Linked DNA regions of Mus musculus: region 1 is linked to region 2. The links are chromatin loops, found by intact Hi-C in ENCODE. Cell type or tissue: left cerebral cortex. All regions are shown on one strand. Each heading gives the region's core, and the rest is flanking DNA. Links, peaks and the distances in the headings are about the cores only. Region 1 overlaps Acte1 (actin, epsilon 1). Region 2 holds the start of Shank2 (SH3 and multiple ankyrin repeat domains 2).

Evidence for each region. Hi-C counts contacts between places; a loop is a spot of excess contacts. Peaks named below come from ENCODE experiments on the same cell type or tissue, not always from the same donor. Only the 100,000 strongest peaks of a DNase experiment are listed, where the experiment ranks them.
Region 1: it touches region 2 in a loop (2.1-fold over the local background); 3 of 42 quality-filtered maps call a loop at or near these places.

Annotation. Positions count from the first base shown.
Region 1 is chr7:143,894,205-143,906,860 of GRCm38, forward strand. Acte1 (actin, epsilon 1) reads left to right here. Exons shown (of 10, transcript NM_001369835.1): 8 at 1-4; 9 at 2,102-2,283; 10 at 3,021-3,308. The coding sequence ends at 3,164. Among named protein-coding and RNA genes, the nearest start is that of Mir6404, 33 kb to the right of the region's middle. In left cerebral cortex, for the core only: a CTCF peak has its summit at 6,588 (motif pointing right); a DNase peak (open chromatin) is centred at 6,606.
Region 2 is chr7:144,163,128-144,175,783 of GRCm38, forward strand. It overlaps Shank2 (SH3 and multiple ankyrin repeat domains 2), which reads left to right and starts at 12,333. Exons shown (of 16, transcript NM_001113373.3): 1 at 12,333-12,656. In left cerebral cortex, for the core only: no CTCF peak of the experiment used is centred there; DNase peaks (open chromatin) are centred at 7,413, 7,821 and 10,991; H3K27ac peaks cover 81 bases.

The sequences.
Region 1 (12,656 bases), core at 1,656-9,655, 270 kb before region 2:
CTGGGTGAGTCGTCTCAGGGGGCAGTGGTCCAATAGACCCTTGGCATAGAATGCTGTCAGAAGGAGGGTGTGGTAGTGTGGTGGCGGGGCATTCTGCTCTAGGATTCTCCTGCTCTAAAGTCTCCATGGTGCTGTCTCCCACTCACTCCTGTTACTTTGCTGACCCCTCAATTCCTCCCCAGAAGTCTTAGTCCAACTGCAGATGGGATGAAGGGCAACCCCAGCACTTGCTTCCATAGCATGCTATTTATAACTCTGCCAGTTCAGGAGACTTTAAAATGGAAGAATGAAGCCAGTTAAGGCAGAATTACAAGGCACAGACATTTGTGAGAACTTTAAGCATCTGAATGGCCAGTGGATTTTTATACTATTATTATTAACATTATTATCATCATTATTATTTTGTGGTTTTTTTTTTTTTTTTTGAGACAGGGTTTCTTTGTGTAGCCCTGGCATCCTGCAACTCACTCTTTAGACCAGACTGGCCTCTTTTTTTTTTTTTTTTTTTTTTGAGACAGGGTTTCTCTATATAGCCCTGGCTGTCCTGGAACTCACTTTGTAGGCCAGGCTGGCCTCGAACTCAGAAATCAGCCCGCCTCTGCCTCCCGAGTGCTGGGATTAAAGGCGTGCACCACCACACCCAGCCAGACTGGCCTCAGATTCAGAGATCCACAGGCCTCTGCCTCCTGAGTGCTGGGGTTAAAGGCATGTGCTACCACTGCCCTGTTCCTGAAGGTTTTTAATGACTGTTGGCTTGGATTGGTGTTAATTGGTCTTCTCATTGCTGTGGGAAAAAAATTGCCTGGCAAAGGCAACTTAAGAAAAGAAGTTTGACTGATAGTTCAAGGTTATTTCCTATCAGGAATGTGAGGTGGCTGGCCACACTGCATCCACAGGTGGGAAGAGGAATGGATGCTGGTGCTTGGCTCCCATTCTCTGTTATACCGTGTCCAGGATCACAGTTCATGGTGTCACCCACATTCAGGGTGGGTCTTTCCTCTTTAATTAACCCAATATAGAAACTCAGACGTGCCTAGATGCTTGTCTCCATGATTCTAGATCTTTCATGCAGACAGTATTAGCTCTCAGAGTCACCCTCTCTCTGGAACAGTGAGTGATATAGCCCAGCCAGACAGTGGTGCACATTGGGATGCAGAAGCAGGAGGATGACCATGAGTTCATAGTCAGCCTGGGCTACACAGTGAGCCACTGTTTCAATAAAAAGAAAGCAATGGACTGTGAAATCCCCATGGAAAAGGAAGGTCACAGAAAACCACTGTTCCCTATGATCTAAGTCTTCAAGTCATTTGTGTCAAATGTGGACATACTCTGTGGCTAACGGGGCTTAGCTCTCTATTCTGTGCTATATAGTACAAAGCGTGAAGTCTTTTCTCTGCTTTTGGTGTTTGCTCTGTAGCCCAGGCTAGTCTTGAAATCATTATATAGTCTAGGCTTAACTTAAACTTGTGGTAACCTGTCTGCCTCAGTTTCTCAAGATGTGGGATTGTAAGCATGGTAGACCACACAGTTTTTAAAAATATAATACATGCCACTGTGGAGAAGTCATTAAAGTACTCCCCAGAGGCCAGGTGGATCCCAGAGAGGAATGAAGCCTCAGGTTCCTGATGTCAGCCGAGCCCTCTGCCAGGCACACCTGAGGCACTCCATTGTATTAGTTCTTCAGCCTTCACATGATCACCCTGTGCAAGGAGTGAGGGGTGCTGATTGGCATGCACTGCCCCAAGGAACATGAGCTATAGCTACATGATATGCATATCGTTCAAGGCTGGTGTCTGTTGCTTGCTTATGGAACATGTGACAAGTGAAAACAGTTACCTAGTGGCACTTTCCAAGGCTGAGTGGGGACATTGCCCTAAAAACACTCACAAAACATGTGGCACCAACCTTGTTTGAACCACCGGGGGTCAACTCTTGTCAGTGATAGTGCTGGTAGGCCAAGCTTGTGACCCACTTGAAGTCCACCGAACCTCAAGATTCCTGGTGGCCTTGGGTCTATTCAGAATCTGGAAGGTATCCCTCCCTGAAATACTAAAAATGGGGAAGCCTCTGATCCCAAAGCCTTCTTGTGCATTTCCCCCAGAGAGAGCCAACCCAGGGATCCACATGCTCACCCTGGAGAGCATCATGTCCTGTGAGAAATCCCACCAGAGGACTCTATTCAATTATATCGTACTGACTGGTGGCACCAGTGCCTGTACTGGCCTACGATTCCGGATGCAGAAAGAGATGGCAAAGGTGGTCTCTCCAGACTTCTGTGTGAAGGTATTGGCCCAAACCTCACCGGAGGCCTTCAGGGGTTGATCCATGAGTAGTTCTAGATTGGCTAAGGTCTAGGAATTGCACCAATCAGCAAAAGTGACAGAAGCCCCTGGCATTTACATGAGAGAAAGAGAGAGAGAGAGAGAGAGAGAGAGAGAGAGAGAGAGAGAGAGAGAACAACAAACTAATCTGGTGTGGGAGGAGTGGCAGATGGGAAGGGGCTGCAGCCTGCAGGGTGGGCAGTGGCAGAGCTGGGGTACTGAATCTGATCAGAAGGTGGCATCATGGCATCAAGGATGATGAGCTATGGGGGTCAAGACAAGCATATAGGCTCCTTTTTGTATTTTACATGAACATGTGTGTATGCATGTGGACATGGTTGGCATGTCTAGCTTCATACATAGGTTCTAAAGATCTAAACTCAGGTCCTCTTGCCTGAGCCTATTTCTTTAGTCTTCTTCTGAAACAGATCTCACTATGTATCCCTGGCTGTTCTGGAACTTGCTGTGTTGATCAGCCTGTTCTAGATCCTCCTGCCTCTGCCTCCTGAGTATTAGAATCACAGGCATTTACCACCAAGGCTCCCATAACTCTTAATTTAAAAAGTTAATTTTCTATTATGTGGGTCCTAGGGATGGACTAAAATTGTCAAACTCAGGCAGGTGTGTTTCCTGGATAGCTTTCTAGTTAGTCCAGGGTGATTTTTTTTTTTTTTGATGTGGGTCTTCTCCTCCCTCTAGGTAACTGCCTCTCCATATGCCAAGTATAGTGCCTGGATAGGTGCCTCCATCTTGTCTTCCCTCCCTCTGTTCAAGGACATGTGGATCACAAACCATGAGTATTTGGAAATTGGCCCTTCTGTCATATTTAGAAGATGCTTCTGACTGGTGGATTTTGGGTTCCATCACCTGAGCCAACATCATCATGCCTAGGCTGGGCCTTAGCCATACTGAGCAGGGCATAATCAAAACAAGCTCAGAGCAAGGCCTCCTTTCTCCTGAAGGACAGTAAAAGTGTGTAACAAGGGCTGACTCTGCCTGGTGTCTGGGTGGCTCCTGTAGCATGCCAGTGCAGCAGGCACTTATTCTTCTGGTGTATTGGTCAGGATAAGTCAACAGTGCTGCATAACAAGCACCCCCAGTTTCCAGTGCCACAAAGTGTGGTTTGCCATCACCCTGCTGCCTGCACCCTGAATTAAGGGTCACCACCCTCACTTGGGACCTTCTGGTAAAGCCATCTTCATGTGTAATTTTGTCACTCATTATGAGTTTCTTAGAACCATTTTTGTTGCTGTAACAAAATACCTGATACTTGGTAACTTATAAAGAACAAAGGTTTATTTAGCTCACAGACTCAGGAACATGACACTGGCCTCTGTGAAGGTGATGTTGCCTTATTAGAATATGGTACAAAGCATTGTGTGCTGAGACAGTAACAGTGAGACAGTAACAGTAAAGTTGAGTCTTCTTCCTCCTTTTTCTTCTCTTGTCTTTTGTTGTTGTTGTTATTAGGAGCCATTTTATTTTTTCCTCCAACATAATATTTTTATTGATTATTTGGGAGTTTCACATCATGCACTTTGATCACACTCACTTCCCATTCTTCTCATGTCTAACCTCCTCCCACCTTTGTGACTTCCCTACCCCGCAAAAAAAGAAGAAAGAAAGAAAAAAGGGAAAAATGTGCTCCAGTGCATGGTCAAACTCCCAGTGGTCAGCCCCTTAAAGACAACTGAGTTCTCTACCTGCACCCCTGCCAGAAGCCGTCAACTGAAGAGCTACATTTCAGCATCCACATCACAATTTTTAAGAGTTCTCCTTGATGGCTTCCTGTTAGGCTGTTACGTGTGTGTGTGGGGGGGGGGGTGGGGGGAGTTCTCTTATTATAATGCCGCAAACGCCATCAAGGGGCCCACCCTTACAACTTCATTTAACCCCAGTTTCCTTCCAAAGCCTCCAAATAGCATTAATATATAGATATGGGGACTTGGTTTCTATAGCAGTTTGAATAAGTCTGGCCCCCATAGATTCATGTTCTTGAATGATTGGCCCATGGAGAGTGGCAATATTAGAAGGTGTGGCCCTGTTGTAGTAGGTGTGGCCTTATTGGAGGAAGTGTGTCACTGTTGGAGTGGTCTTTGATGTCTCCTCCTATGCTCAGGCTCTGCCCAGTATTAATTGTACCTTCCTCCTGACTGCCTTTGGATCAAGATGTAGAACTCTCAGCTCCTTCTCCAGCACTATGTCTGCCTGGATGCTGCCATGCTTCCTACCATGATGATAATGGATAAACCTTTGAAATTGTAAGCCAGCCCCAACTGAATGTTTGCCTTTATAAGAGTTGTCTTGATCATGGTGTCTCTTCATAGCATCCTAAGATATCCTAACACCAGTGACTGAACTTAGGAGTCATCTGCTGGGTTTCACTGTCAATGAGGAGACACGGGGGTGTTTATCACAGTTAATAGACACAAGTCACACAAAGCCACACTTCTACAGGAAGGAGGGGAGTTGTGTGGCACAGGGGCTGGGAGGGGTCTCCACCTTTCAGGGAATGTGGTCTTCCTGGGGTTGCTGTGAGGTCAATTTCATCAGGTCTGACTATAGGTGCAGAAACTACAGCCAAGGGAGACAGGATCAAGGCTGTAAAGGCCGATGTAAAGGTCCACACAGGGACTTGAAATCTGCAAATAAGTGAGTGGGAACACTGGTGACTGAAAACAGAAAATGTAGACTGACACATAGTAAGGGAGACAAGCCTGGGCCTTAAGGAATGAATCATTCCGGTGCACTTTCCATCTGAGGTGTGTTTAGAGCTCACAGATAGTCAACAGGCACTAGGCCCTGTCTACCCTAGCTGGCAGCTGCTTGCCTAGGCTCTCAGTTCATCCTAGGTTTGAAAAGTCACAGGCTGTCTGCTAGGTGACTGAGTCCACAGATCAAAAAGGAAGGAATCTTGAGTCCTGAGCTAACAGGGTAGGACTCCGGGGAAGGGGGCAGCACTAGATATGGGGAAGATCATGCCTCTATGAAGAACTCAGCCAATGAGAGATTTAGGGAGCAGAGAAGTGCAATTAGGAATTTAAAAGCATGCATTTTGTGCCAGCAGCAATGTGCCAGCCGCTTTTGCCTTTTCTCTAAGCTGACACCCAACTCTGCAAGGTTAAAATAATAAACTGTTCCATTTTCACTCTCCAGGTCCCTGAGACTCTTACAGTGAAGTGATGCACTGTGGGATCTGACAGCAGGGAGCACAAGGTGGTTACTGTGACAGGGAACATCTCTAAATTAGGTGCTGGTGACTCAGTGCATAACTGAGTCTGTCTAAGGCCCCAGTGCTGTGTCATGAAGCCCAGGTAGAGGCTTGGCACCACTGCAGCTCCTCGACAGTAGGTGATGCCGTCGGAGACTACTGGACCTTCTGAGGCAGACTCCGAAGCCAGCCAGTCTGACGACTTGGAGAATCAGACATGTGTGAAGAGATGGTGGCCACCATTCTGTCTGTGCCGTCTGATTGAAGGTACTCCTGAACTGAACAATAAATGAACAAAGCAGCTACCTACTGACTAGCAATGTTGGTTCATCAGATGCCCTTTAACCTTGACATCTAGGTACTCCTTAACCTTGATAGGCAGGGGTCCCATAACCATACACCCTTTTGACCTTCACTGAGGTCCCTTTAACCTTGATAGTACACGTTGGGAAGCCACTTGCTGTTGGTTCCTTCATAAGCCATGTCTGTAAACCACGAGGGGACTGCAGCACCACCGTTGAGAGGTCCCACCCACCCCACAGTGGTTCTGCCCGGCTCCAGATCCCCAGAGTCCATGGTTGGGCTCCACGCTTCTTTTTATGGTGCTTAAGACCAAAACTCCAAAAACCTCAGGTGGAAACATAGCCTCAGTCTGACATAGCCATGATGTCACCCCCGGGGGAAAGTCACCGGCACCACATACCAGCAGACCTTCCCACTGGACCCCATGTCTCAGAGGCACATCCCAGCAGCAGGACCCTGTCTGTGTGCTCCCTTGCTGAACTCTGAGTGTTCTGAGCCAGGTGGTGCTGTTTTCCCCATAAATACTTGCATATCTGCAGCAATGGGTTCTGTGCCACTGTGGCTCTCAGACCTGCAGCATCAGATCTCCCATGGGCTTGTAGAAACATCCTGGCCCAGGCCATCATTCAGGGGAGGAACCAGGAACTAAGAGCTTAGTCCCCAGAGACTCTGTCCTTTGAGAAACCTAGATTAATGAATCCAGGTTTCCAATTTGGGCTGGAATCCCTGAATTTTAGAGCTGACCAGTAGATGTCATCCTAACACTGGTTGCCAGATCCCATCCTGTCATGACTAGAAGGCTGGCGGTTTCAAAGGCTTCTTGGTGGGGATAACAGAGATACCAGGGATCACCTCTCAGCTTGCCTGTCCATGCCTCTGGGTTGGTCAGCCTGCCTTGAACGGGGTGGGGGTAGAGTAGGGGATGAGGGGTGGAGGGAGGTAAGGAGAGCACAGCTTATGTTTGGCATTAGAAGAGGGATCAGGGGTGGGAGAGAGCCTGTCCTTGACAAATATCCAAGGTCAGAGCCTCCAAGAAGGGTGCTGTGTTGGAAGCTGAGGACTAGACCTGAAGCCCATTCCATTCCAGGACCCAGTTTACTCCTCCAACACTGTTGTGGAGCCCTGGGTAGTCTAGTTCCTGCTGTTGAGAGATACCACCCTGACAAAATACAACTTAGAGAAGGAAGTGTTGGTCTGGCGTGCAGTTTTAGGTTACAGTCATTCCAGCCCCAATTTTCTCCTTTCTATTCAGTCTAGGACACCAGCCGCTCACATTCAGTGTGGGTCTTCCCATATAATTAGCCTAATCTAGAAAATCCTTTACAGACATCCCTGGAGGTTTGTCTTTATGGTGTTCTGAATCTTCTTAATTTGACAATATTAATTAGCACTCTGTACTTTCAACAGCCTTCATACCACCGACAGCTTGGAGGTAGGTTGGGGCAAGATGGAGGGTAGGATCCACAAGGGTAAGGCAGGAGAACAGGCAAGATCCATGAGTATAGTGCCAGCAAGGGGATGTCTGGGCCATCCGGTGCCCTCGAACTCTTTGGGTCAGATAAACATTCGAAGAGCACAGTTAAATTCAGCAACTTGACACCCATAGCAGACGGTGCCTTGGCCCTCCTCTGAAGACAGCAGCTTATCTCAGCAGAGGCTTGTGAAATAAATGCATACTTAGTGAAAAGTCACAGGACAGCTATGGACCCCAGGGACTCTGACCAGGGAGACCTCCCACATGGTCCTGTCTTTAACCCTGCAGCAGGTTCCATCACCTGCCACGCAGGTGTCTGGGTGGCTAGCTGCTTTCCTCGAGCTGATGCAGGGTAGAAGTGGAGATGCAGGAAGGAGGAAGCCCCTCATCTTGGTCCACCTTTCCTGCTGACTGAGCATCATGACACAAGAACTCAGCTGATCAAGTCAAAACTGCCTGCAGAATAATGTGCATTTTCCTAAAGCCAGCAGACAAGGATGCTCAAAACAACAGATGAACCATGCTTACCTCCAACCAGAACACTTCTGCCCTTGAGTTTGATGCTTACAATCTCATGTATGGATCTTTAAGAAAAATAAGAAAGGCAGTGCATATATATTTACTTAACTTAAACTTTTTAGTTAAATATTAAGTCTTTAAACCTCATAAATTGTATTCTTAGAGAGATATGACTCAGAAAGATTCAGAAGCACATAGCCTTTTAAAACCTAAGCAGGGTTCTCTTAAGAAGCCTGTACCCATGAGGGTGTGTGCGCTATCCATCCTTTCCCTGTATATCTGTCTAGACAATAAATTCATTTACTTGACTTCACTATGACTCATCCAGATATTCTTTTTTCAAATATTTATTTATTTATGTTGACAGAAGCCATCTAGGAAAGGCTATGGCAAGCAAATGTGTCTCCTGGAGATGGCCCACAGTTTGGCATGGCTGCAATGGGTGCACTCTGGAGAGGCACAGCCCCGGAGACTTGGTCCCAGGATTGATCCTCACTGCTGATATGCTTTTCCTGTCATTATTACATAGCCCAGTGATTCCTGGGTATCAGCCCACCCTATTGGGTAAATTCCCTACAAATCAACATGAAGATGAACATTCATGAATTAATGCTGTTTAGATGAATTAATTATAGCATTCCTGATTTGATTCAAATAAATTTAAGAAGAAAGTTTTAGGAGATGGTTTTAGTTGTTTTGCCACAAAGATGTAATAAAGTTAGAGTCAAGAAAAGAATGCTCCCCCTCCTCACAGAATAGTAAGTAAAGGCTGCATAATAAGGAATACAATGAGGTTTCATGAATTGCACTAAGAAGAGAATTACACTTGTGAAAATTGTGAAAGGAAAAACGCTCATTGTAGGTTAGGTCCAAGGATAAAGCCACAGGTGTCCACTATGATAGAGCAAGGCTATGTGACATCATTGCTTTGAACTTATGAGCTTACAGAATGAAACACTGCTTTTAATATCAACATCCTTCTGTAACTCCCCTTGTATAAAACGTGTAACATTTTATCTGTGAGGTAATTTATAAAGAACCTTTGTCTAAGAAGGTATAAGAACTCAGAAAGAATAAATAAAGTGTGGCTTTCGGGGCTTTGCTCCATCCACAAATGAATAAGTATATGTCTGTCTGTCTCTATATATGTAGATATATGTATATAAATATGCATGAGCATTGTAAAAATTGATGAAACAGGTGGTCAGGCCCAGCCAGAGAGAGTACGTGTGGCTGTGTGCCTAACCTTCATCTTGTTTTCCTTTTTATTTCCTCTCTGGCTCAGGAAGAGTTAACAAACTCTGACTCTCTTGCCTGGCTAGCCCAGGGATCCTTGAACCAGAAAGAAAAGATCCCAGGTAAGTAAGCCTTTTCCTTAATTTCCTCCTGCTATAAGCAGGAGTTAAATTTCCAAAAGCCAGCAGCTTTTGGCCACAAACTAGCAATGAGTTAAAGAAAGAGTTAAATTGCCAAATGGATTTTGGCCATGCAATCGACCCCATACCCTCCTTTCACTGTCTTCCTCTGGGAACTGGATGCTGGGAAATCCTTGGCAGAGTGTTTATTTGGATGTATATTTATACACTATATAGGTGCAGTGTCCATTGAGGCCAGAAAACAATATGACAGATCCCTGCAACTGGAGATACAGGTGGTTGTGAGCTACCATGCTGGGTAATGAACCTGGGTCCTCTGGAAGAGCAGCTGGTGCTTTTAAGCCCTGAGCCATCTCTCTATCCCCTTGTCTTGAAATGCTTTGTGTACACACATACATATGTGTACATGTGCATATGCATGAATGAGTGTGTGTGTAGGCTAGTGTTGGTGTCAAGTGCCTTCCTCAGCCACTTTCTTATGTGAATATCTCTCTCTCTCTCTCTCTCTCTCTCTCTCTCTCTCTCTCTCACACACACACACACACACACACACACACACACCAGATGACACCAGTGAGAGACAGTGGAAGGCTGCCAGGGTGGCTGTTTCAGGGACCTAAGTGGACATTAGCCTTGCTTGATCCCTGGGCCTCTCTGCACAAGTGAGGGTAACAGGCTTGACTTCAAAGCCTGTATCCTGCTGTCAGTAACATCCCTGTGACATTTAACCACCAACAACCATGTCCAGATGTCAGCCATTGTATTTGATGGGGGAAGGGGCGGGCAGGAGATGCGCAGGTACCACCTTCACAGCACAGGTGCTGTTTTTGTGTAATATCTTTGCTCACAGTGGTAAGGGTCAGTTGAGAGCCCCTTTGCTGGAGTGAGGATATCTATGAGTGCAGATCTGAGGATGGCAACTATGGTAGTTACACTTGGTTATCAACTTGGCCCACTGAGAAGCAGGAACTTCAATTGAGGAATTACCTCCATCAGATTGGCTTATGGGAATGTCTGGAACTTTTTTTTAAATTATTGCTGGTGTGGAAAAGCCCAGCCCATTGTGAGTGGTGTCATACTTGGTTTGGTGGTGGGTCTGGGCTATATGAGAAAGCTGGTTCAATGTGAGCCTTGGATCAAGTCAGTAAGCAGCATTCTTCCATGGCCTCTGTTTCAGTTCCTGCTTCCAGGTTCCTGCCTTGACTTCCCTTGATGATGGACCATAACCTATAAGCCAAACAGACCCTTTCCTCCCAAAGTTTCTTTTGATATTGATGTTTTATCACAACAACAGATGCCAAACTAGGACAAGGACCCACTGGGACCCAGCATTGCTGATCACAGTTCCAAGACAAACTGACACAGACACCTGAGGTCCCATGTAACAGCTTTTTCTAGACCCCAAACCTGAGCATCCCCTCTCTGCAGAAGACTTTCAGGCAAACATCCAGGTACTATAGCCAGGGCACCCAGGGCAGGTTGCTCTAGTGGAGCCAGGCTGTGATGGTTCATGTGTGGCCCTGAGCCAAACTTCACCTTGTGGCCTCACTGGTGAGTGGGGGGTGGTGAGATTATCCCACTGAGAATAAGGGCCACACCAGAATTGGCTTGTGATATCTTACTGCTATTAGAGGAGTCTGGCTCAGGCTTAGAGACTCCACAGGGCTGCTTGCTCCCACCCAACTGTGGCCCAGCTCATGCTAAAGCCCATGGGTTGCAGTGCACTCTCCCAACCCCCACCCACTCCCACTCAGAGCCAGAACTCAACAGAAGTCCACTCAAGAGTCTACAATGCAGGAAGTGGGGACAAACCTTTCAGATACCCTGATCCTCTATGAGTTTGGGCTCAAGGTCCCCAGGACTGTGCAGCCACTTGGGCTGCAGAGGCAGGCAGAGAGCCTCCTGCCATGGCCATCTGCATCCATGTGCCTCTGCACAGCTAAGTGCCTTTGGGAGCTGGGAGAGGGATGAGCGGAGGTCCACCATCTGTCCCTCTCTGTCCATGGGGAAGCTTCAAAGCTGCCAGCTAGGCCAGGATGTCCAGCTGTTCCCCTCAGGAGAAAGTCCAGCATAGTCTGTAGAGCTGGCTCCCACAGCTGTGATGGGGCCTTGAGGGACCTGTAGGCTTCTGGCTGATCTTTACTTTAGAAGATAAACATGCTGATCATGGAGAAAGGGAACATACACCCTTCACCCTCCAGCTTGCCTCTGTTGGCAGAGCCATGCTTCTGAGCAGCTTCAGGCTGAATGATGGCTAAGGAGGATCTGGAGCAGGGTACCACAGCCCCTGTTGCCCTAGTATACTGCACAGCTCACCAACTGGAAGCTCCTCCCTCAAGCTGGCAGGCCAGCTGATTGGTGGCATTGACAGAATACACCAAGTGGGAGGCATGGATGCCAATTCCAAACCTCTCCACTGCGTGGGCAGCTGTCTAGTTACTAAGACACTCGCTCCTCTCATATTGGAACCCTCCCGGTTTCCTTGCCTCCTGTCCTTAGGAGCTGCCTGCTAAGTCTTGTAGCTTTCTTAAGCCCTTCCATCCCTCTTGCTGCTGTAGACTGCTTTAACTCCTCAGGGACACACTTGAGGCACACTGGATTCCACAGACTGTATAACATCCTGACCCTGAGTACTACCACCCAGCCCACATGTCCGAATGTTTGCAACACCTCAATCCTCTGCTCCAGTGTACCATTGCCTAGCCTCTGGGTGATCTAGGAACTCACGTCCTGGTGTTCTTTTCCTCAAAACTAGGAGTGGTACTTGGTGAAGAACCCTTGCTGGTTCCCATCACAGGATTTAGAGTGGCACGGTATGGTGTTCTGGCTGGTTTTGTGTGTCAACTTGACATAGGCTGGAGTTATCACAGAGAAAGGAGCTTCAGTTGAGAAAATGCCTGCATGAGATCCAGTGATAAGGCATTTACTTAATTAGTGAACAAATGGGGAGGGCCCATTGTGGGTGGTGCCATTCCTGGGCTGGTAGTCTTGGGTTCTATAAGAAAGCAAGCTGAGCAAGCCAGGGGAAGCAAACCAGTGAATAACATCTCTCCATGGCCTCTGCATCAGCTCCTGCTTCCTGACCTGCTTGAGTTCCAGTCCTGACTTCCTCTGGTGATCAACAACAATGTGGAAAGTGTAAGCTAATAAACCCTTTCCTCTCCAACTTGCTTCTTGGTCATGATGTTTGTACAGGAATAGAAACCCTGACTAAGACATATGGCAAACAAGAAGTTCAGGTCTTACCCTTCTTGGCAGCCCTGGGAATAGACACTGGGGAAGAGGACTGACCACTTCCCTAAGTATTATCAGTTTTGCTCTAAGTTCATCCAGGATCTCGAACAGGTGGCTCAGATCATCCTCACCCTGTGGGACCAAGCAGACTCACTGGCTGCCACAGTGCTAAAACACCATCGAGGATCAGATCTACTAACAGTAGAGAGAGGTGGTCT
Region 2 (12,656 bases), core at 3,025-11,024:
TGTGGGCTCCTATCCTGACCTCCTCTTCATAATAAGGACCCAAACCATATGTGACAAGGGCTCAAGCCAGTGACCTATTCTAACCTAATCACACCTGGAAAGGGTCTTCTTCCAAAGGTAGAAGCCACAGATGGAAAAATAAGAATTTGGAAGTGTTGATAATTCTGTGTATAATATCACTCCTTCCACATACCCACCCTAGACCACCAGAAGCATGATTAGCTTCCTCTGAGGGACTCTCCAGTCCCCATGAAATGTCACCTTCAACCCCAACAGTGAATAACCACTCGAATATCCCATGTGCCTCATTACCTGAGAGCCTGAGGCTCTGGCCCTGCTCTGAGCATAGACTGGTAATCTACACCATGTTAGATCCAGCCTTCCATGTTCAACATCTGCTGGAGCAGACTGGGGATCATGGAATGGACACCTTACCAGGAGAAGTGGCAGAGGTCATGTTAGTCCAGCTATTCTCTAAAACCCTCAATGGAGGGTAAAATGCAGCTGGGGAGACAGAAAGGTCCCTCCTGCCTCCCCACACCTCCAACTACTGTCAGAGGGAGACAAGATGAGTGCAGCCTCTATCTCTGTTACTTTCCATGCCAAGATACTCTCCCCATCTCATCCTACCCCTGTGCAAGTGAGTAGGCTCATGTTAGGGTCATCTCACTCAGATCCCATCAAAGTGACCTGGTCTAGATTCAGTGGCAGTGCACCAGTGAGTCCAGGACAGCCTCTAAAGATGCTCCATGTGGCACACCCTCCTAGACTGTTTGCAGCGTGTCCCTGGATAGCACACATCTTCCTTGTAACAACTGCCTGTGCGATGCTTCTGTCTGGCTGGAGGCCTTCCTCCTGGACTCTTCTTAGAGGGCTGGTGAGGACTGTTTGTGGCTGAAGGGAGAACTTCCAGTAGCATCATGTGGAAGACACCCTGTCCTGACTGTTGGATCTTGCTGGCTGCCTCTCTCCTAGGCCTCCCAGCCCAGCAGTGTCTCCTTCAGTGTTAAGAATGGCTTAGCTCCTTCACCTAGCTGAATGGAGGAGCCAGATTCTATAAAAACTCAAGTTATCTGCTCTGCAACCTTAGGATTCTATTAGCTGGTTGGGAAGAGGTGCCCATCGCCCACCAAGGAATGTGAGCAAGCTCCTGACACAGCTCTGCAAACCCACTGCTGTGCCCAGTTCTCCATGCTTCTTAAAACCAGGACTTTACAGAGCATGTCACTCGAGTCTCATTTACCCATGAAGATGCAGAGACTCACAGGGAATAAATAACTTGGTTCAAGAACATAGGTAATCCTTGACACACAAAACCTAGATAGGTATCCTGCAAGACCTCCTCAGTAACTGTCTTGGTCTTGAGCCTCCAGACCATCTCTGGGGCTCTTCTAAGAAATATAAGCCCTTGTTTGAGCCAGGGCTTCCACAAAGCAGTGGATCTATCAGGAGCACACACAAATGTCTGTCAACTTGCCTGGGAACCATAAGGAGTCTACCTAACAGTCTCTCTACTCAATGGTTGGGACATTTCTTGGCTTAACATACCATTTTAATACAAGTGAGTCCAACTCTGTTGTGGGAAGCCGTGGCAGGGAAATTGGGGCCAGCATTTTAATAATAAAATCCATCCCCAGTTCATGGCAAGGGCTCACAACACCACCCAGTTTGGGTCCTTCCATGAGCATGTGGGCATGCGCCCTCCTTGTCTTCAGTCCCTGGCTGTATACACTGCTCATCAGTCCTTCCAGTATTCCCTGTTTCTCTCTGGGCTTCAGGGCTTTCCTGATCCCAGTTGCATCTAATAGTAACCAGACCATGAGTACAGCCCTGGAATTGATTTGCTTTAAGGTTAAATCAGTCACGGCGGCTCTTTAGTTCCCAAAATAAAACTGGGCACTTGGATCCAGTGAGGAAAAAGTTGATTTGAGTTCCCGAACCAGCAACCTCAAGAGCATTTCATGTTTTGGGTATCTCTTTGTCTCAGACTCATTTATCCAAGGCTAGCCTCAAACTCTCTATATAGCCGGTTATGACCTCGAACTCGTGATCTTCCTGCTTCTATCTCCCAAGTGCTGAGATTACGGGCACATGCCACTACACCTGGCTTATACTGTACTGGGCATGGAACCCAGGGCTTTGTGCATGCTAGGCAAGCACTTTACCAGCTGAGCTATACTCCCTGCCCTACTTTATTGGCTTTGATTGACAGACATAGTAAACGACGAACTCTTCTTTCCATTAGCCTTCACCTCTGGTCTCCCAGGGCCCTTGTATAGGAAAGAGTTGGATTTGTTTATTGCAATAAAATCCCAACTCATGACAAGAGCAGAGGTCCTGGGAAGGCTGTTTCCCCTCCTGCATCTGTGGTTGGAGACCAAGTTGCTTGTGTCAGATAACTGTCCCACTAGGAACAGTGAGGAAGTATGTATAAAAGCCACTCCTGAGTGGCCCAAAGCAGATAGAAAAGGAAAGGGCCCTGAGGAAAGGGAAGCCCCAGGAAAAGCCCTCACAGATAGTGGGATATCACTGGCTAGAAGATTCCATTTAGACATTGGGGTCAGAGTTGTCTAGATGGCTAAAAGAGAGAGGGAAGTTCTTACAAAAAGTAACACCTATAAAATCTTCACCCAAATCTTCCTCAAATCCCTGACAGGCTCCTGAGCTACCATATATGTGCAAGGGAAGAACTGAAGGGTCCAATGGAAAACAGTAACTTAAACTTGGAGAGTCCAGGGGAGATGTCAGGAGTTTCCATCTGCAGAGGCAACGGTGGAGACATAAGTCCCACCTTGGTGGAACTTAGCAAGCACCTTGGCCTGTCTATGGGATCTCTGGAAGGGAGATTAGAGTCAGACCTCATTCTAAAACCAAAGCAGTAGCAATCCCTCTAAAAGAACCCTGTAACTGGCTTCATGTTCATGTTCTGCCAGTGATTTTATTTACTGCTAGAAAACTCAACACTCATCAGATAACAGATACAGTTGTGCAGTGTCTGAATTGGACAACAACAGATACACAAAGGAGAACATTTTGCCATATGTGGGCATGAATCTTGATAATCAGCATGAATAGAACCATCTAGGAGACATCCCCATATGTGTCTGGGAAGTTTTTTTCAGAGAGGTTTAACTGAGGAGTGAAGACCCACTCTCAATGTGGCTGTGGTCCAGAAGTGAATGAAAAGGAGAAAGTAAACTGAGTACCAGCATTCCTCTCTCTCTGCTTCCTGATTGTGGATGGGAAGTGAGTGACTGCTTCATGCTCCTGCTGCCAAGCCTTTCCCGCCATGATGGACTGCACCATAACCCAGGGAGCCCAGATAGGCCTTTCCTCCCTTGTATTGCTTTTGTTAGGCCCCTACACTCATTGTTAAGCTCTTGCTATGCCAGGGAGTGGGTTTGCCAAAGCGAGAATGACTGTGACTCCGTCTTCTGCCACAGACCTCCCAGAAGGTGCAGGAAGGAGTATTCATGGTGTGAGGAATTCTAGAAACAGTTGTCTTATATAATGAATAACACCCAGGGTGAAGCAGGGAGAGAACCATTTGAAGGCATCTTTGAAGGGAGCTGGGCTCCTTACTGTAGTGAAGTAGTGACTAAGACAGATATTTTGTTCAGGAAGAAACATAGTATGAATTCTTAAATAATACGACTTCAGTTTCTGATATATGCAATGAGGACAAATAATGAACGGCAAGGACAAGACCATTTCTGGAGTATCTCATCTGTGTTACTCCCATGAGAGAACCTCTCCTGTGTCTTGTTTTAGAAGACCATGAATCATGAGCCCCTTCCTTCACAGGCTCACCACCTAGCCCTAATCTTTGCCAATATCCCTGTCTACACATACCATCACATGAAGCACCAGGAACACAAGTACACACACTGGGGAATGCTGGCCTTCAGTATGGGGTCCTGGTTGCCATGGTTGTGCTTTCTGGTCTCAGCTTCTGTATATGAAGTCATGGTGGCCATACAGTCACTGTGGTCCCTCATCATGGCCCTGGCTCCTGCAGTCCACCTTTATCCTCCAGGGTGTGGTGAGGTGCTATGCGGAGGAAGCAGTGGCTGTGTAGGTCAGGACAACTCTAAAAGCAGAGTCCTCCCTAGAGCTCCCAGAGAGTCCAGCCAAAGCAATGGTGGCTGGGAGGAGTTGATTCTCCTTAATAGCTGAGAGCTGGGCATGTGTATCCACTATGGAGAAGCAGCCAGGCCATGTGAGGATCAGCTCTCTACCATGCATGCAGCCAAGGCAGGATGCAGGCCTTGTTATATGTTGGCCATTCTGTCTGAGTCTCTGGGTTACCTCATAAGGCTTCCAGCTAAAGAGGGTGGAGGCAGGCAGCCCATGCCACATGCTTGTGATAGGAAGATGCTGAGCTACATACTTTGTGGGGTAGGGCTTAGCACATGCTCCCATCTCCAGAGAGGCTGAGAGTGAGTTCAGTCTCTCTGGGTCTTAAAGCCCTTCCTCAGGATGCTCAAGGAACTTTTGAGGCAGGCTAGGGCTTGTTTCTCTTTAGATGAGGAAGCTGTATCTTGGAATCCCACCTTGGGCCACTCACTGACCCAGGATGCCCATCTGCAAGCTCCAGGCTCAAATTTCATGAATTCCTAGGAGCTGGACCAAAGGACCCAACAGGCCTGGAGGCTGGGGAGGGAGGGGGTGCTGCACGGACTTGGCTCCCAGGCCGAGGACTGTACTCTGCTAATCAGCACTGCTGGTAATTGGCTTACTCCCTGTAGACGGCTATCTTTGTCTCTCTGAAGTCTACAGGGGACCTTCGCATGTCCTTCCATCTTGGGGGAAGGGTTCCTGTAGGAAGGTAGGACTCTAGGGCTCTCTTGGGAGAGCCAGACAGGTGGGGTCTTCAGGTCCAGGTAGAAGCCAAGAACCTGATCCATGCCCTTCTGTCCACCAGAAGTTTCCAGAGCTCAGAGACAGGCTTATGTGGGAAAAGACCAGTTCTGATACAAGGGTGCTGGCTGAGTCTAAGGGGAAATAGAGGTGATGTTTGAGCCAGAATGGGATCAGGACATGGGTTATAACAGCCTTAGGGTCCGAGTATAGAGCAGGCAGTCCTGAGCAGGCAGGGCAAGGTGGGCCTGGCTGGTGAGACAGCATTTGACACTTAAGATCTTTCCAGAATATATTCCAGTCTCTCTTACCTCTCTCAGGCCTCCAGAAACCCCGCACTGGCTACGGTCCTGGACAGGTATCCAAGGTTACTTACAAGAGGCTCTTACCCAGTTCTTACCCAGCCCCTCAGCACCAGTCCAGTCCAGCCAGGCTCAGGCCAGTGCTGAAGCCTGATCCTCGGCAGTGCCACTCACCCTGGGTACCATACAACTTCCAAAAGTTGAGCCCCTCAGTGGCTCCTGCCAGGAATGGTGCAGACGCCGCAGATGCAGACGACACCCACATCTTTGTGCAAAGCTAACCCCATGTTACTGCCGAGACGCCTTTTAATATCTGGCCTTATTTATATGGGTAATGACTCATTCACCAATTACTGTGAGATGGAGATACTTTGCCTACTAATATTTAAATTGCAGTTATCTGAAGCTACTAGGGAAGGAAGTGAGGTCTGCTGGTTTGAGTTTGGTGGGAATGGGCTCCAGGAATAGAGCTCTTGTCTCTCTCTACCTGCCCAGTTGCACCCGCCTCTGTCTCTGCCTCCCTGCTCCAGTCAGATACCACTGGCCAGGGGCCCTACACCTGGTCCATTTCCTTTCTGACATTTGTTGGAGTTAGGGTCAGGTGAGCCACTGAAAACCTCTGGAGCCTCTCTTTCTCCTCTCAGCTCCCCATGGACCTCTGTTAGGCCAGGGGACAGAGCAGCCACTGAGCCAGTGTTGAAAGCGGCTCAGGTACTCCCCTGCCTCAGCAGCCCTGTCTCTCTCTCCCCTGTCCTCCTCCACTGATATAAGGGCCAGTGGAGCAGAAGCTCAGGAGGCTAAGGTGAGAAAATAAGGATTGCCTCAAGGCATCAAGGTGTGCTATGCCACAAAGCCTGGGAAGTTGGACTAGCTGCTTCTAGAATCTCCCATTTTCTTCTCTTCCACTGTGGTGGTACCACATGGGGTGGGGAGGGGGGGTGGCTTTGTGCCTTGAGGTATCTAGCCACAGCTGAAGGGAAGCATGTGACTTCATGCACATACCTAGCATGCCCTCAGTACCCATTCTCAGCGAATCCTCAGAACATAGCCTTGTGCTGGCTGAGGCAGGTCTCTTCTCTAGGAGAGGCTCCTGCAGGAGTCTAATGTGAACTCCCAAATATACAGTGATGGAGGGAGCACCATCCTGGCCTAGGTGAGTGCCTAGTTAAACTGCTACCTGCCATTTACATATGCAGTTTTGCTTCTCTTTTTGCTGCCGCCTCACAAGGTACTCCCTTGTATCAAAATGCCCTTCGCTGTGCAAATCAGATGGGTGAGTTCAAGCAATGTTAGAAGCTAAGGACAGGCTTTAGCTTTCACCCAGCAAAATAAGGCTGCAGGGAATGCTGAAGACACCAAAAGGATTCTGGGAACTGAGTTCTGGTGCTCCTGTTCAAATGACAATCCTGTCAGAGCCCTCTTGTACAGGCCTTACCAGGTCCCTAGACAACTGCTTGGTGTGGTGTGGTACCCCTATAAGCCCTTGATTGGAGTGGAACAGCCCTGGGTAGGGGTGGGGCTGGGCAATGGGCTGCCTGTTGCCTCATGTCACTTAAATAGGACTGGAGACAGACCAGCCTGCTGCGCCTGGAACCCAACGGGTGAGGACTGGATTCTTTTACTTGTTCATTTAGTTTCCAGCATGTTGGGAATTTCCAGCTCCCAGTTTTCAGGGGAAAGAGGAAAGACTGGCATATCCAGGAAAAGCCCAAAGGACTGTCTGCTGCACTAGGAATCTTGATGAACAGTGTCTCCAATGACAAGGTCAGCCAGGGAGGTGTCTTAGAGGAGGTAACACCCTGAAAGATGACAGAGGCATCTGGACATGCTAGGGAGGGTCTATGTAGGGGAAGGGATTGTCCACCACCTTTCCACCTGATGACTTGTAGTTTGGTGTGGTTGGGATCTTCTTGCTGTAGTTGTGAAGCAAGGTGTTCTGTGGCCCAGTCTGGCCTCAGACTTGCTGTGTAGTTGAGGATCTTAAAATCGTGATCTACCTGCTTTCATCTCCTGAGTGCTGGGTGGGATTGCAGGTGTAAATTACATCACGTGTGCCTGGCTTATGCTGTGCTGGGGATTGAACCTAGGGGCTTTGTGCATGCTAAGCAAACACTGTGTGAACTGAGCCGTGTCCCCGGATTCCATCACACATGTTCTAATGGCACGTATTACTCAGCCAGTGCTGACAGTACTGTTGCAAATAGAAACACTTGAACTCTTGCCACCTCTCATGAGGCAGCTCCAGGGACATCCTTTTCTACAGAAACAGAAGTACACAGAGAAGGGGTAGCTTTTCTAGAGTTACAGAGCCTCATTCCCCACTGGGTAGTTCTTCTCCAGAGTGCTGTGTGTGGGAACACTTTGTTATACCCTGAACACATGAACTCAGGTAACCCCACAGCCAGTACTGGGAATTGCCAGGCACCCCACTTCTGCTGGTGGGGGTTTCCCGAAGGAAAAAGGGGCTGCCCGAACCGCTAGCCCATGGCTACAGAGGACAGTGCCTCAGCCCACACTGTCCAGCTCCCGCACGCACACCCTCCAACACTGAAAGCACAGCAAGGGGAGACACGCTTGTCATCAGCAGCAAGCACTTCCGAGTCTCACCACGTGCTGGGAGCACCTGCCACGTCCTCCCTGCCAGGACTTGAGAGCCTCAGAATGTTCTGATGCATAGAGAGCCTCTTTTTGTACAAGAAGTAAAATTATTTTCAGCCTGTTGTCAGGCAGCTGTCAAAAGACATGGAAATGAAGGGCTTAGTGAGCTCTGAGAGGAAGTCCCATGGCCAGGGTGGGTGTAGGGACACAGGCTGTTGGTCATGCCGGTTGTGGAGTGGAGAGAAAATGGTGGTGTGGGGCTCATTTCGGGGGTCACTCTCCTTCTGGCAACTGATCCCGGGGGCATGATCTGATTTTTTTCCGAGCATGCATGGGCATTGAGTGGTCCCAGATGCTGATGGAGTTCACCTCCCTGCAGTGCTGGGGGTCCATGGTTACATGTCTAGACTGGAGCTCTTTGCAGTCTGTACATCATATACTGCCCATGGCCTGTCATCCAGAATGAAATCAGGTTGGTGGGGGGGAAAGCTTGTGGATATGGGAGTGATCACCCAGGAGGCTGAGGCAGGAGGATGGCAAGTTCCGGGCCAGGCTTAGCTTCATAGTGAGACCCTCTCTCTCAAAGCAAAAGAGAAAAAGGAAATGAGGAAATTGGTGGTGTTGGCTTTTGGACCATGGCAGCTTCACCCCCATAATGTCAGGGCAGGGCACCCCAGCACCTCCAGGACCCAAGTACCTTACACACCTCTGCAAATCTCTAGAGTGTTCTGTGGGTACTCTCAGGGAACCCAGGATGGGGATGCTCCCAGAACATTCCAGAAGTCTCAAACCCTCTCATGAGAAAGCACTGTGAATAAAGGATCTCTAGCAGTCTTGAAGAGAAACAGCTTTTGGATTTTATCTCTTCCTTAATTTTAATTTTTAATCCCTGCTCTATAGTTTCTGGTGTCCTTAGAGATGCTACCAGTGTTTCCCAGGGATCTGCGGGCTTGCTGTCAGCCTCAGTCAACACCATCCAGAGAAGCCTGAGTTGGTAGTAGGGACCTGGGTCCCCACGGTCACTGGGTGGAAGACCTCAGGGGATGACGTAGACAGTTCTGTGCTAGGCGAGGAGAAGTCGGGCCAATGTCTGTTGACAGACCCGTGAGCATAGAACCACAGCAGTGTAAGCCAAAAGTCAGCTTCTTGCATGGGACCGTTGTTCACACACAACTGATGTTCTGCCAGCCATGTATGCTGTATGTAACATAAGATGAGAGATAAAATAAACACCCCTGTGTTTGTTTTCTGAAGCCAGGAAGAGAGAGTCATTGGTGTGGGGTAGGGTACAGCGCTAACATCTCCTTGGGGTAGGGTGCCATGACCCGCCCTTGACAACAAGAATCACTGCTTGCAGGTAGAGACCCCTTTGTTGCTGGGAGTGTTCAAGGACAGCATGTTTGCGGGGATGTATCAGAAGCAGCCCATTCCCCCAGCAGGAATGCTCAGGGTATAGCATAAGGCACCTCCACCTCTCCATAGCAGAGCCTATCCCAGGCTGACTATACAGGATTCTGACTGTCCAGATCACAATAGATGCTCACACAGTCTCTAGCCCACCTGCCCACAGTCCTGCTTGCCACAGCCACTCCACAGGGTCACCCCAGCTCCAAGCTGAGCTGCTCTCAGCCTTGTCAAAGAAGCTTCATTTAGCAGTGAACAGTGGCAAAGGCAAACTCATAACTGGTCAGTTCTGAGAATTAAGGGACTGTAATGAACAATCCAACCCTGTGTTGGACCTCTGTAGCAATCCAGCCCTGCGTGGGACCTCTGTAATAACCCCTCTGCACTCCCTGACCACCAAGGCTCAGGGAACAGCACAGAAGGAAGAGAGGAAAGAATGCGAAGCTGGAGGATATGTGGAGCCTTGTGAAATGCCATCTTGGGGACATGACATGGCTGTTGTTCCCATGAACTCACAGCGCTGTGGTTGCCTTGTATAAGACCTCCTCTACAAGGCCAAGCCAACCAGAATCCCAGTATGGATGGCAAGGAGCTCATGAGCACCACCTTCCAGCTGAAGGTCTATTGTCAGTGGCTGACTGCTGGAGGAGGGAGCAGTCACTGGTAACTAGCCCATGTTCCAGTGGATGGCTCCATACCCCTGCACACACAGGCAACACTGACTAGACTCAGTGAGCTTTAGCAAGAGAAAGCAGGACCTGAAATTGGATGTACCTAAGAGGAGGTGGAGGGGCCATTGGGATGAATATGACCAAAATACATTGTACACATGTTAAAAAAAACAAAAAACAAACAAACAAACAAACAAATGGTGTCTGAAGAGAGTGTCCTCAGGTATGGGATTATACTGTGGAGTCCTTTGTCACATCATCTTGTATCTATAGCCTACCTAGACATGCCACCTGTGCCCCATACCTGTTGCTCTCCCACCCTACCCCACCCTACCCAGCCAGCACAGCTCACTCTCCAAGGCCTGATGGGACATTGGATTCGGGGTTGGGTCTAGTTGGCACTACGGGAACTGGGTGGAGACATGATTCTGCTTGGGGATATTCTCAGCTCTTCTCATTGGAGAGCTCAAGGCTCTGTACACTTCCACAGCAATTTCTACTTGTGAGCAAATGCATCCGAAGGAGCAGCTACCTAATATATGGCTGGTTATGGTGGCAGCTGGGGGCTTTGTATCTGGAACGTGTGACGCTGCTGCCTTGCTGGAGTTTGGGAGTTTGGATTTCTGCTCTAGGGAAGATGGGACAGGGACCTGCTTGATCCTCACTCTTTTGACATATCTTAGGTCAGAGACCCAGTGTGGAAAAGAAGGTTCTGTCATTTCCTTCATTTAGAAAAGGTATGGGGTGTCACACTGCCCTCCTGGGAAGAGGTCTCCTCCCACAACCTCCACCGAAGGTCAGTGTCAGATGTAGGATCTTCTGGTGGGAAGGGTGACTGTGGCACAAAGCCTGGCTTCTAGCTTTACCACCCAGTTGTGGGCACACATTCTCTGCACCACACAGTGGCCAAAGAGATGCCAAAGCAGTGGGTGGCAGGGAAACTAGGCTTGGGTGCAGCTTTGTGCTTTCTGGAAGATATTGATCCCCAACAGATGGAGCAAGCACTGAGCGGCACTGGTGTCTCAGAGAGTCCCCAGAACTCTGGCAAGTCCCCCGAAGCCCATGTGGTTGTGGGTCTGACTGGCGGGGGTCCCTGGCCTCTGGAGTGGGGCTTCCTGTATTTGTGGACACTGGTGACACCATCCCAATATGGCCTCCAGCCAAGTGCTTCATGATGATCTAGAAACCTCCGTGTTGACGCCTACCCAGGAAAGGTATCTCTAGCTCATCCCTGGAAGATGGATGCTCATGGATGATGCCACAGTCAAAGGGTCTCCCGAAAGCTGCTCAACCTTGCCTACAATGTCCAAAGGACCACAGAGGCCACATGCATGGCGCGGCAGCGAGTGTTAGACAGCCACTCCATCTCTAAGCCAGCCGTTTTGATGCCACCGGCTGTGATACTACAGGGGAGGATGTCACACGGGCGGTTTTGACATTGCTGACGAACCGTGTGGGCCCAATGGAGATGATGTTTAAATGCTCAGCCGACACGAAGCTCACACACAGACACACATAGTGATTCAGGCACAGCCTTTTCCTTCCCAGACAACGCCTGGCACAGCAGCGACCATTCTGAGCGTGCCTGGGATCCCAAGTGTGCTGAGGAAGGAAGGTGCCACTGCTCAGGCATGCCAGCCTCCTCTTCCTTACACCGCCATTTTTGTTGACATAAACTGTGTCGACCATATGGGATTGAATTCAGTGTTCCAGTTGCTTTTTCCTGTCTCTTCCTTTTCCTTTTCTCCCCCCTCCCCCGCCCCCTCCCCGGGTTTGGGAAGCTGTTCTCTTGGCAACCACAGAAGCAAAGCACACTCTTAATTGCTGCCCCAGTGGTAGATGCCCAGTGCCGAGCCTGACCCTTGCACTCCCTCCTCCTTTGATAGCATCTTCACCCTGGTGTGGGAATCATTCCTTGTGTGCCCCCACCACCACCACTGCAGGGCACAGCAGTGAGCAAGCACCCCCACCCACACTCTGCACTCTCTTTGTTTGCTATACAGACAGAACTTTTCTCAAGGTGATGTTTGGAGAGAGCTTCCCTTGCTTGACTTCTGTTGGGGGTGTGAATGCCAGAGACACGTGGGGAAACAGCTCTGAAGGGCCCATTTTTGCCGGCTGCCCTGTTTTGGGGTGCTTTACCTCTGACTACTTTGACAGTTATTATTTCCCATTCCTTACACAAAGCGAATGTAAGCGGCAGGGGGCGGAGTCCTGCTTTCCCAGGGTCATTATCAAGATGGGGAGGGCCAGAGAAGTGATGCCACTTGTGTCTGATGCTTCCAAAGGGAAATAGGTCACTGTCAGAATTCCTGAATCCTGGCATGCCTACCGGGGTGTCAGGGATCTTCTGGTGACTTGTCTGAAGCGTGGATATTTCTCCCTTGACTTTCTTACCACATCTGCTAGCTGACAAATAGACTTGGCTTCTTCTTTTAAAAAAAAATGTAAAAAAAAAAAAAAAAAATAGAAAAAGCACAGTACTTTATATTTAGCCACAGGCGCACGGAGCGCCCAGCAGCAGCCGGGTTTCCTTGGATAACTGGGGCTCCGGCTCACAAATGCCTCCCGGTGTCTCCTGGCCGACAGCTCGCGCGCAATCGCCTGCTCCATGTTAACCCTGCGTGGTGCTGCCTCTCCGATGCCCTGCTTGCTCTCTCGGCAGCGTGGCACTGCTCACATGAGGATCACCGCCAGAGGTAGCCGGTTCTGAGAGCAGCCTCAGTCTGCGCACAGTTGCTTCCCAGCTGACAGACAGAATATGGGGTGGGCTTTGTCACCAGCACGCTGGGTCTGGCATGCCCAGCGATGCTCGGGGCTG